Linked DNA regions of Mus musculus: region 2 is linked to region 1. The links are chromatin contacts, found by POLR2A ChIA-PET in ENCODE. All regions are on one chromosome and are shown on one strand. Each heading gives the region's core, a stretch centred on a gene start or an enhancer-like site at or near the end of the contact. The rest is flanking DNA. Distances are from core to core; before and after follow the strand shown. Region 1 holds the start of Srsf7 (serine and arginine-rich splicing factor 7). Region 2 overlaps Dhx57 (DEAH (Asp-Glu-Ala-Asp/His) box polypeptide 57).

The links. ChIA-PET counts read pairs that join two places held with the same protein, here RNA polymerase II (POLR2A).
Region 2: POLR2A ChIA-PET joins it to region 1 with 122 read pairs in Patski. The contact joins the enhancer-like site here to the promoter of Srsf7 in region 1. POLR2A ChIA-PET finds 5 or more read pairs at or near these places in 5 of 5 experiments (Patski and embryonic stem cell).

What each region holds. Positions count from the first base shown.
Region 1 is chr17:80,204,801-80,210,888 of GRCm38, forward strand. It overlaps Srsf7 (serine and arginine-rich splicing factor 7), which reads right to left and starts at 2,505. Exons shown (of 8, transcript NM_146083.2): 1 at 2,375-2,505; 2 at 1,048-1,228; 3 at 462-638. The coding sequence starts at 2,402. It also overlaps a transcript of Gemin6 not described here.
Region 2 is chr17:80,249,163-80,255,250 of GRCm38, forward strand. It overlaps Dhx57 (DEAH (Asp-Glu-Ala-Asp/His) box polypeptide 57), which reads right to left. Exons shown (of 24, transcript NM_001163759.1): 15 at 5,103-5,276; 16 at 3,925-4,125; 17 at 2,070-2,346; 18 at 858-953; 19 at 691-774. Among named protein-coding and RNA genes, the nearest start is that of Gm52289, 20 kb to the left of the region's middle. Within about 2 kb of position 3,734, at least 1 of the 3 ENCODE cell types and tissues checked has a DNase peak (open chromatin) inside an H3K27ac peak, as active enhancers do.

The DNA.
Region 1 (6,088 bases), core at 1,255-3,754:
TCTAGTTGGGAATGTGGTCAATCTGGTGTTCCTCTTTCTAAAGCGGAGGGGGCCCCAATTGTAAGCCAAATTTACTGTTACGGCGATCACCGACTCAAATTTTCTGCCCTTTAAAGAATAAGGTGAAGCTAGGTGTAGATGACTCGAGGGGATCTGGCCTCTTATGCTGATCACCTCAAGGTCTAGGAGGATCTTAATTGTCGGATTTGCAAGGCGCCTCAGCATGATATCATAAGGCTCGTGACATTCTGAATCAAGGCGACTGACTCAAACGAAGAAACCTGAAAGGTTTTGACCAGGTTGATTATTAATATAGTAACATTTTTAATTAAACAAAAATTGTAAAATACACCTGTACAATTAACATTCAAGTTTATAGAAAAACACTAGTTTCTGCCTTGCTAATAAAAGAATTACTTTGATTAACTAGAATACCAACCATTCCTTCATTAATTAAATACCTGCTTCTTCTTCGTCGGCTATAGCGATGACAGTCATAAGCATAATGTCCCTTTTCACCACACTCATAGCATCTATCATTAGGATCAAAGGGACGACGGGCAGGTGGCCTATCAAAACGAGATCTCCGAGGCATGCCTGTTGATAGTTCAACCCTCACTCGAGAACCACAAATCACTCTACAAAACATAAGAAAATGCTAATGTTAGAATACACATGTGACTTCTAGATTTAAAAATATCAACTGCTATGTATATAAAGAAAATATCTAATAAAAATTAATTTATTAAAAAAATGTCAACTGCTCATTCTCTCTACACGGTTAGTCTTTTGTTTACAAAACCCCGCCAATTCCACCTTTAGTCCTAAATCTTAAGTTATCCAGTGCCTGAAGGGTAAGGCATGTGAGAGGCTGACAGAATGAGGGCTCCAACCACCACCGGAGCTATATGGTGAGTTCCAGGTCAACATAGGCCAGAGACACTATCAAAAATAAGGTCCACCCCCAGAGAGTCTATGATTAGCACCGAGATTACTTATCCAGCCCGAGGGAATATTTTAAAGAAATTTGAAAAACAACCCACTTACTTCCCATCCAATCCTCGAACTGCATCCTCTGCATCTCTAGGGTCTTCAAATTCCACAAAGGCGAATCCTGGAGGATTTCTGGCAATCCACACAGTTCTTAAGGGCCCATAGTAACTGAATGCCCTTTCTAACTCTCCTTTACCAGCACCAGTTCCCAGGTTACCAACATATACCTTGGTTTCTGTTTAAAAAATGTAAACAGAACAAATGTTATTCAACGTGTGATAGGGAATTCATTTCTTTAAAACAGACCATCCTTAAAGAGCTGTGCAACGTACACGTTTTGTTTTGGAGACTCTGAGCCAGCTAAGTGATCTACTCGGAGCCACCCTACAACTATGTTAGCTATACATCGCTCAAACGACTCTCAGGCCTCAACCTCCCTGAGGCAGCTAGTGCACCACCAGGTCTGGCTCCCTTTATTTAGAGGTCTTCACCAAGTACTAAATCTTACAGCGTGAAAGACTGGAAAGCCAGACCTGCGACCAAGTTCTGGCGCTCTTATAGGAAGGAAACCCTGGGAGACTGCAGCGGGAGCATGGTAGACTTGAGGCGTGCGGGGTGGAGGTGGGGCCCGGCTCGGGCCCGCCCCGCCCCCCGAGTCCCCGCAGCCTCGGGCACAACAGCGCGCGGGCTCCGGCGGCCCGGCCTGCGGAGAGGTCTACAGCGAGGATCAGGGCCGAGCCAGTTCCCGGCTTCCACAGCAGGCGCAGGCTCACCCGAGTCCCCGCCCCAGAGCCAGAAGCCACGCTCGAAACGGCGAAGGAAAAAAAAAGAGAGAGAAAAAAAGCCGTCGCCGCTTGCAGCGGTCTTCCCCTCGCGCTACTCCTCATGCCGACCAATTGTTGGACGACGCGCAGCTCGCAGCTGCCGGTTTCGTTCCGTCTCCAGCCCAACCCGAATCTTAACGCCCATCATCACTCCCCGGCTCCAGTGGCGGGAAAGCGCTGAGGAAATGCGCCACCACGGTCATCAATGTGCTCAAAATGGCAGCCGCCGCCGCCGCCGAGGGCGGGGGGTGGGGTGGTGGAGGCGGGCGGCAGCGCGGAGAAATGGCCAACGCCACCACGGCGACCCCGCCAGGCTTCGGCCTGTCCAGGAGAGACCAAAAGGCGCCAAGCGCCCGGGCCCTAAGCGGCACACATGCCCTCCAGTCCCGCTCGCCCTCCTCCTCCCCGCCCCCGCGGCCTCGGGCTTCGTACAGCGTGCGCAGGAGCCGCCATTACGCACGCGGAATAACCGTCTCTAACCGCCGCGCCGCCCCTGCGGCCCCGCTCTGCTCGGTCGGCGGGCAGCACCGTCCTCCCCTGGGGCCCTGGCCGCTTACCTCCTCCATACCGCCCGTAGCGTGACATGATGGCCGGCCCGTGTACTCGGCTCTAGCTTGGAATGCTCACAGCGCGAGTAGCACGGAAGCGGCTGCGCAACCTCCTCTGCCTGCAATCCCGGCGGCACTACAAGGAAGAGGCCGGAGTCGCGCTTATATAGGCGGCGGGCGGGGATTCTTTTTTTCTGCGCATGCGTTGTGTCAACGTTCTGCGCGGCACAAAGAAGCTGGGCGGAAACAGCCTAGAGGCGGGGCGGAGGGAACTTAGAGCGAGACTCTGCGAGCGGAGCGGAGGGATACGTTTCCATGGGAACGCCGGGATCTTGCCCATAAACCTGTGGCCTTCCGGCGGTCTCCTGCTCCCTCCCCTCCCCTTCCCCTTTCCTGAACCCTGTGGGTCCTCCTAACCTCTCCCAACCCTTTTACCTCTTCATTTTAATCTAGGAACTGACAGCGACCGTAACCTAAGTACAGGTACACTAGACCGTTCTGTGAAAGTCCGTAAAATTTAACCGCTGCTGTCCCGGTCGCCACCTTTGGGGTACCTGGCCTAGTCTGTGTTCAGTGATCTTTAAGGCTCAACAGAGGTAATTAAACTAAGACCAGTGTGAAAATAACCCTTACTCCACAGTTATGTCTAATGGTTATTGCATCACGGGCCTCAAAAGGGATGACTTCCCCCGGGGAGTCTGCATAATACCTCTCCTTTTTGCACTGAGTCACTAATTTGTTAGTTTGATCTGAGTACTTGGGGGTTTGCTGAAACAAAGGGATAGGGTTGTGGAGAAGGGGTTCTGGCAATGTTAAAGTTGTGGCAAAACTGTAAAAGTTTGCAAGCATACTGAGCCGAGACAATTCTTGCATCTGAAGCACAAATTTATTTTTCCCTTCTAGTGCTTTGGATTTTTTAAAAGTTGTGTGTGAATTTTTACTTAAAACCTTACAGCTCAGCCACTCAATACGTATCAGTCTCCCTGAGTTGCTTAAAATCTGCCTTTGAATTCTGCATTTGCCAAAATTCAACTCTAAAAAGAGAGCTAAGTTCTTTTTTTTTTAAGATTTATTTATTTATTATATGTGAGTACACTGTAGCTGACTTCAGACACTCCAGAAGAGGGAGTCAGATCTCATTACCGGTGGTTGTGAGCCACCATATGGTTGCAGGGATTTGAACTCATCATTTGAACTCAGGGATGACCTTAGGAAGAGCAGTCAGTGTTCTTACCCACTGAGCCATCTCACCAGCCCAAGTTCTTTTTATCAACCAGCAAAAAACAAACAAACCAAAAAAAACAAAAAACAAAAAACAAAAAACATTACATCGTAACTACTTGGAATACTCAAGGGTTGGAAATTTTACACATAAAAGAGGAAGTTCCTAGGTACGTGTATTTCATCTCCGTTTTCATTTGCTGTGTGTGGATTCAGGTGTGGAGTGCTTTCTCTAAAGGAGTCCTTCTTGGTCAATAAAGCATGAGACTCTTTTAAAAAAAAAAAAAAGATTCATTTGTTATTTATACGAGTACACCGTGGCTGTCTTCAGACACACCAGAAGAGGGCATCAGATACCTTATAGATGGTTGTGAGTCACCATGTGGTTGCTGGGAATTGAACTCAGGACCTCTGGAAGAGCAGTCAGTGCTCTTAACTGCTGAGCCATATCTCTAGCCCCTCCCCCCCTTTTTAAAAGCAAAGACTCTTAAGTACTACTAATTTATATGTATGTTGATTTTCAAATATTTAAAATTATAGTGTCTCAACAAAAATCTCTGGCAAGAAAATAGAAACTCTACACAGTGAAGTATATTGTTCTGCCTCAGTCTTACTACACAGTATATTGTTCTGCCTCAATCTTCCTGTGTTTGCTTGCCACAGGAACTTCTGCAGTCCAGGCCTCCCACAGATTCACTATGTATACAACCCAGAGCTTTTTTTCATGCTAGAGAAATATTCTTCTAATCTGCTTCTCTCTGAAAGGCATTGAGCAATAATTATAAACATTTGTATTCTCTCTGAAGGAATAGCAATTCTATAAAGTCTAATTCCACTTTTTTGTTTGTTTGGGATTTTGTTTGTTTGTTTTTCAAGATTGGAGTCTTTCTGAGTAGCCCTAGCTATCTTGGAATTCTCTCGGTACACCAGGCTAGCCTGGAACTCAGAGAGACCCACCTGCCTCTGTCTCTTGAGTGCTGGGATTAAATGTGTATGCCACCATGCCCAGCCTCTAGATTTGAGTTTAAATGAATCTACTTGGGTCAACACATATTCTAACATTTGCTAATATAAGCTATTGAGTGATTATTATTATGCCACAGTTGTTAAATCTTGGCTATTGGGGGCTGGTGAGATGGCTCAGTGGGTAAGAGCACCCGACTGCTCTTCCGAAGGTCAGGAGTTCAAATCCCAGCAACCACATGGTGGCTCACAACCATCCGATCCTGAGATATGACTCCCTCTTCTGGAGTGTCTGAAGACAGCTACAGTGTACTTACATATAATAAATAAATAAATAAATAAATAAATAAATCTAAAAAAAAATCTTGGCTATTACCACATTAAAGTTGGGGGTTATGGCTAAGACAGGAAAATAATTAGAGGCCAGCCTGGGTTACATAGTATTATAGTATTATAATCCTATGATCTGCATAGGAAAAACCCTATCTTTGAATTTAGAACAACAAAAAAAGGAAGGCAGAGTATTCATAATCTTTTTACATCAATTTTTTTGTTTTGTTTGGTTTGGTTTTTTGAGACAGGGTTTCTCTGCGCAGTTCTGGCTATCCTGGAACTCACTCTGTAGACCAGGCTGGTCTTGAACTCAGAAATCCACCTGCCTCTGCCTCCCAAGTGCTGGGATTACAGGCGTGTGCCACCACTGCCCAGCCCAATTTTTAAAATTTATCTTCATTTATTAAATGAAAAGAGTTGAACAGTTGTTTTTTGTTGGTGGTGTTTGTTTATTGAAACAGGATCTTGCTGTAAGCTCTTCCTACATCCATCTTCCAGTGTTCTGAGAAAAAGTTGACTATATATGTAATGGTGGTTTTACCTAGTGCCTGAGGCATGCATGCAGGAGACAAGGAGAAAGTTTACTTTTTCTTTCTGCTTTTTCAAGACAGGGTTTCTCTGTGTAGCCCTGGCTGTCCTGGAACTCACTCTGTAGACCAGGCTGGCCTCGAACTCAGAAATTCACCTGCCTCTGCCTCCCAAGTGCAGGGATTAAAGGCGTGCGCCACCACTGCCCAGTGAAAGCTCACTTTTAAATCTTGTTTTCTTCACTGTTTTAAATTTGTTCTTAAATTATTGTCACCTTTATGTCAGATGAGGAAAATTCTACAATAAGACAATCCATTTAAACGTTTTGTGCATCTGTCTCTCTTCTTTTTAACACAAAGAAATAATCTTGCTGGGTGGTGGAAGCACATGTTTTTAATTCCAGCACTTGGGAAGCAGAGACAGGCAGATATCTATGAGTTAGAGGCCAGTCTGGTTGGTATACGTAGTGAGTTCTAGGACAGCCAATGTCTACAACCCCTCAGGAAAAAAATCTCTAACAGTGATCTTTTAATGTGTATTTGTGTATGATATACTTACACATGTACATATTCCCTGCAGGTTGCTCTAAATGTCCATGCTCAACTACATCCTTTCATTATTTTTCTGTAAACCACGATCATCAGATCTCCCAGAATGCTTTTAGAAATTCTGGAGAGG
Region 2 (6,088 bases), core at 2,484-4,983, 46 kb after region 1:
CCTTTCCTACCTTATGGAGGCCCTGGATCACAGCTGATGCTGGGGACACGGGACATTATTAAGGGTTTTACATTTAGACACTAACACTTGCCAATGTCTTTGTCTTGGGGCTTTTGTTCAAATATAGGCTAACAAGAATCAAATGCAGTGGCTCATGTCTGAGGGCTCCTTACTTGGAAGGCAAGGAGAGGCAAGAGGACTGAGTGCAGGTGCTAAGGACAGTCCTGGCAACACAAAAGTGCCTTTTAATTACTTTAAAAGTGGGAGGCACTCATGGATGGGGGATGGTTTGCTTAGCATGCTGGCAACCTGAATCCAATTCATTTCACTGGTCAGAACAAACCAGGTCAGGTCAGGTCAGGTCTGGTCAGGTCTCTGGATGTCAGGAAGCAGCAGAACTAAGACCACCTTGTTTGTGTTCCTTGGGCCTCCCTTTCTCCAGTCTCCAGATTGTTAGTGAAACAAAAGCTTTGTAGAGACCTTCTCCATCAAGACGCTGGCTTCCCAGACGCCATGGAAGGAGGCCTACAACAGTGTCACAGGGGAAGACAGAAACACATATCCTCATCTTCAGAAATCCATTTTGCATAGCTGAGAAGACTGAGCAGTCCCACTGTCCTGACAACCCCTCTGGGCAACTGCCAGCTACGCCAGCGAGATGATGAGGATGGCACAGAAGACCCAACTCACCTGCAGGGTTCTCCCAGACAGGAAATTCTGTCTGCAGTAATTATAGCTTGCTCGTGCGCTTTCTTTTGTACTCAGCTGCCAACCCTAAATCGTGGAGAGAATCAAGCTGAACTTACTGACATTGGTGCCAGCTGTGGCCACACACCCACGTTCTGAGGGCCCCTTACCTTATATGCACATAGAAGGGCCAGGTAATCGCTGTTTGCAAATGCAAACTCCAGCTTTTTCTGATTAGCTTCTTCTTTCTTATCCCAGGGAGACACCTAGATGAGGAATGGATTTGAAGGACACGGTGTATCTGAGGTTTCAAATGGCCCCTTCCTATGCTGAAGCCACTACCTGGGGAAACCTCTTGCAGGGTCAGGGTCAAGCCCGACAGTGAAGCTGATGAGTGGCCTGTTTGTTCTGTGAGTTCGAAATGAACCCAAGATAAGTTCTTTGGTCTTTTAGGGCCGAATGGCAAAAGACAAGCCATCAAAGGACCGCTCTTTTTTTTCAGGCTCTGTCATTTGGCTCTTTCTACTTCTTTCTTTTAATGATTTACCTTTATGTGCATTGGTGTTTTGCCTGCAGGTGTCAGTAAGGGTGACAGATTCCCTGAAACTGGAGATACAAATAGCTGTGAGCTGCCATGTGGGTGCTGGGAATCAAACCCTGGTCCTCTGGAAGAGCAGCCAGTGTTCTTAACTGTTGAGACATCTCTCTAGCCCCCGTTTTTGATTTTTAAGACACTCTCACTGTGAGACTCTGGCTAGCCTAGAACTTGCTATGTACACTAAGCTGGCTTCAAAATTGTGGTGCCTCTGCTTCCAGAATAAAAGATCATCACACCTAACTTATCTTTTTTTATGTTGATGTCTGGGAGAGGGATTTTTTTCTATAGCCCAGACTGGCCTGGAACTCACCATGCAGCTCGGGCTGGCATTGGAAGCTGGTCATGGTGGGATGCTTATACAGAACCCAAACCTTTTCCTCCCTCCTCTGGTGCTAGGGATTGCACTTGAACTCCTAAGGTCTGACTTAGATTTTACACGAGTGGACTGTGCGTGCAGACTACCTTTCTATTGAGTTACTTTTCACAGCTGATGCATGTGTTCACTACCTTTTGAAATTATATAGTGGTGTCTTGCTGCTTACTATTTTTGATTGTTCTAAAATAAGCAATAGTAAACAAAAAGCATATTATTATTTTAATAAGCTATACCTCTAATCCCCAAGGTTTTTTGGGGGATGGGGAAATAAAGATTTTTCTAAGGATCACATACCATTGTGCTCTGAGATCTTTCACACCCACACACATGCACTCACATACCTCAAAAGTCTAAAGATCCCTTTGAGAACTGTGACATAAAATTCCAATTTAGACAAATGTCACTTACAAAAGGGGACTTGAAAGCCAAGCTGGCAGCAATGGTGAGAGCAGGGTCCAAACAGCGGAAGATAGAACCTAAGAGCATCAGCTTGCCTATCCTCACGTCCACGGGCAGAGAGGCCAAGTGATAACCCAGCGGGGTCAGTTTTTCATCTGGAGTCAAGGCTCCCAAGTCTCGCAACCGTACTTTTGAGGCACGAAGAGAATCAATATGTGGAGGTTCAATGAGCCGAGAGAACACGGACTGGAGATTATGAGTACTAAACATTTCTAAAATTTTAATTCTGAAAAAGAATAAAATCATGATTTATAAATTTGATAGCTGGTAGAATGAAGCAGAGGGATCTTTTGTTTCTTAAGAAATGCCTTAAAAAAAAAAGATGATTTTAATCCTTGCTAATTATGTGAGATGTGTCTGCCTGTGGGTGTGTACACACAGTGCAGGTGCTCACGTCGAGGCCAGAGGTGTAGGCTCCCTTGGAACTGTATTCCAAATGGTTACGAGGAACTGTCTGACAATGGGCACTGGGAACTGAACTCAGGTCCTCTGCAAGAGCAGCAAGTGCTCTTAGGCCTCTCTCCAGCTCCTCCTGAGTACCTTTCTAAGCCACACAGCACAGCATGGCTTTGAGACAAGTGGAAGGAGCTTCCTCAATTCCAAGACTACAGACAAGGATCACCATACCCAGCTGCAGGGTTGCTTTAAGAAAAGCCTTTAAAATCTTGTCCTCTAGTTTTCTTAGCAATAAACTACAGAGACACTTAAAGTTTACCTACCCATATTAAAAATTCTTTTAACAAACTTTCAAAGTGGCCTTTTTCTCTTAACAGTGGGTTCGGATTATGACAGGCAGTTCTGATGGTGAACGAAGTATAGGTAAGGGTGTGGGAATCCAAGCCGGACCTGGTGGCACACGCCTTTAATCTCAGCACTCGGGAGGCAGAGGCAGGAGGATTTCTGAGTTCAAGGCCAGCCTGGTCTACAGAGTGAGTTCCAGGACAGCCAGGGCTATATAAAGAAACCCAATCCACCTGCCTCTGCCTCCCGAGTGCTGGGATCAAAGGTGTGCGCCTCCACCACCTGGTTTTAGAGTCTCTTTTGGTGTTATCAGCTCAAATAAGACAGCTGTCTGTCATTAAAGTACATGTATTTGGTGCTTGGCTTTCTCTCTTGAGGCATTTCCCTGTAGCCATGCCCTGACAGTGACGAATGTAGTGAAACTGTAAGAAGGAATAAATGATGAACTACGCTGGCAGGAGCCAGAGTGGATTAGAGCACGGGGCAGAGGGCTTGACCACCGTGCATAGCACTTAAAAAGAGCTCTATACAACTAAGCCTTACTGTAGCCTTGGTTATTTTATTTCCCTTTTTAAGTTAACAACTGGATAAAAGAGTATGGATATTTTGCAATTCTTATATCATCAAGCAATTTTTCATAAACATTGAATTAAAAATTCTTTAGCTCATATAATATTGAATCTGTTCAACTACTTACTAAATCCCATTTTATGACATTTGTTCATTAGCTAACAATGGTGTTGTAAGTTTTGTTTACTTTTCTCTAACTGATAATGAGGCTGTAGATTTTTCCCTGGCATACTGTGATACTTGTGTCCTCTGGCAGGAAGTCCCTGGCAAGTCAAGTTACTTTCCTAATTTAGAAATGTCTTCTTGAGGATGTGAAAGTCTCTGTGTGCAGAGTTACATGGGAGGAGGGGGCCACACTGATGTGCTTTCTGCAAATGGTGACTTCATGCACTCTACTCTCAGCACAATGTCCTGCTAGGAAAAAGATCATGAAACTTAAATAGGAGGAGGAGCGGGGCCCAGGCAAGCAGAGGGGGGCCCACTGGGACATAACCTGAGGCACAGCTGCTCCAGGGGCACTCGCTGGATTTCTGGGAGCTGCTGCTTCAGAAGCTGGTGGTTGTAGTGGTGGCTCGTGAACAAGTGGAAGCAGACCCCTGATGCGACTCGGCCAGCTCGGCCTTTCCTCTGCAGAGCGTTGGCCTGAGACACGAACGTGTCCTCTAGACTTTCCATTCCTTTGCCTGCGTCGTATCTGGAAAGGAAAAGGAAATGCAAGCTTGAGTGATTCTGTGTGCATGAGTAATTCTTCAGACACTATCTCTCTCCACCCCCTCCATTAGTCTTTCTCTCTGAGACAAGGTCCCTCTTACAGGCCTGGGACTCGCCCAGTGGGGTAGGCTGGCTGACCAGTGAACATCAGTGATTCTCCTGTCTCTCCTTCCCCAGAACGGATGATACAAGTGCATGGTGCCACCTCTAGCTTTTTTCTTTTCTTTTCTTTTTCTTTTTTCTCTTCTCTTTTCTTCCTTCAATCCCTCCTTCTCTCCCCTCTTTCTTTCTTTTCTCTTCTTTCTCTTTCTTTCATTCTCTCCCTCTCTCTCCCCTTCCCCTCTCCCTCTTTCCCAGCTTCCCCCTCCCTCCCCGCCTTCCTTTTGAGACATGGTTTCTGTGTGTAGCCTTGGCTGTCCTCCAACTCACAGAGATCCACCTGCCTCTGCCTCCTGAGCACTGAGATCAAAGGCGTGCGCCACCACTGCCCGGCTCTTCCTTCCTTCTTAAGTGTGGTTCTGGGGATTGAGCATAGTTCCTGCAAGTGCTTTACTGAGCTACATTTAAGAATGTTGTCAAGACGACGGGGCACAGACAAGTGATCTTCCACCTTATTCCTGAGCTGTACAGTCTGGTCTACTGTGGGACCGTGGTGTAATTACTGCTGTGATGACTTAGGTCCGGTCTACTGTGGGACCATGGTGTAATTACTGCTGTGATGACTTAGGTCCGTCAGACACCACACACACTTGCTTTAGCCATTTCCTTCTCATCCAAGCTCATGGAAAAGTCACCTGGGAAAATGAATCCATTGCTTGTGATTGTGCATCCGTGTTTGACTTTCACATTCATGACGCTGGCCATGGAACCACATACAATATTCCTTTAGAGCACCGTGGCAGTAACCATTAAGAGCCGTGTTATCCTAAAAGAGGTTAGTCCCTCTGTTACTTCACCTACCTCTTTTCTTTCATCTTCCCAGAATCGATGACATACACAACATCATCAATGGTTATAGACGTCTCAGCAATGTTGGTGGAAATGATAATCTTAGTTACACCCATTGGAGGTTTCACAAACACCGCCTGCTGCTCTTCGCTGGATAATGATGAGTGCAGCGGGTGAATTACACATCTAAAAGGAAGTGCAGCACAGTAAGGACTCGGGCATGAGCCTTTGAGACTGACCGACCTTGCTGGGTACAGTTCTACTGAAATTAATTAAATGACTTCAAGAGTTGTGGCGGTTTGAATATGCTTGGCCCATGGGAAGTGGCACTATTAGGGGGTGTGGCCTTATTGGAGGTGTAGCTTTGTTAGAGGAAGTCTGTCACTGTGGAGGTGGGGCTTTGAGGTCTCATTTGTATACTTAAGTCAGGCCAGTGAGAGCTAGACACATTTCCTCCTGCTGTCTTTGGGTGAAGATATAGAACTCTCAACTCTTTCTCAGCACCCTGTCTGCCTGGGGCTGCCATGCTTCCTACCATGACGATAATTGACTGAACCTCTAAACCTGTAAGCTAGCCCTAGTCAACTCTTGTCCCTCATAAGAGCTGCCATGGTCATGGTGTCTCTTCTCATCAATGGAAATCCCAAGACAGCATCTGTCAGCTTTGAGCACAGCTTTCAAGGCTTAGCTCTTCAAGGTATGCGGGCTCCTTCTGTTCTCATAAAATACAGTCTTCCAGAAACAAAAACCTTGTACCGACCTGGGAAGCGTTCTGGGGTTATTCAGTAGTAAACCACCAAGAGGAATAAATGAATGATATTTTATAAGTAACGAGACTAAAACAAACTAACCAGCCAAGAATATTCTTTTGCCTTAAGTCCAGGGAAAGGGGGGCGAAGTGTGATGCAAGCTAGGGCAGTCATTGCTAAGTTGTTAGCTAGCTTTGCCCTCCTATGTGACGGCACATCCAGTGATCTCTCAAAACGGCAGCCTTTCTT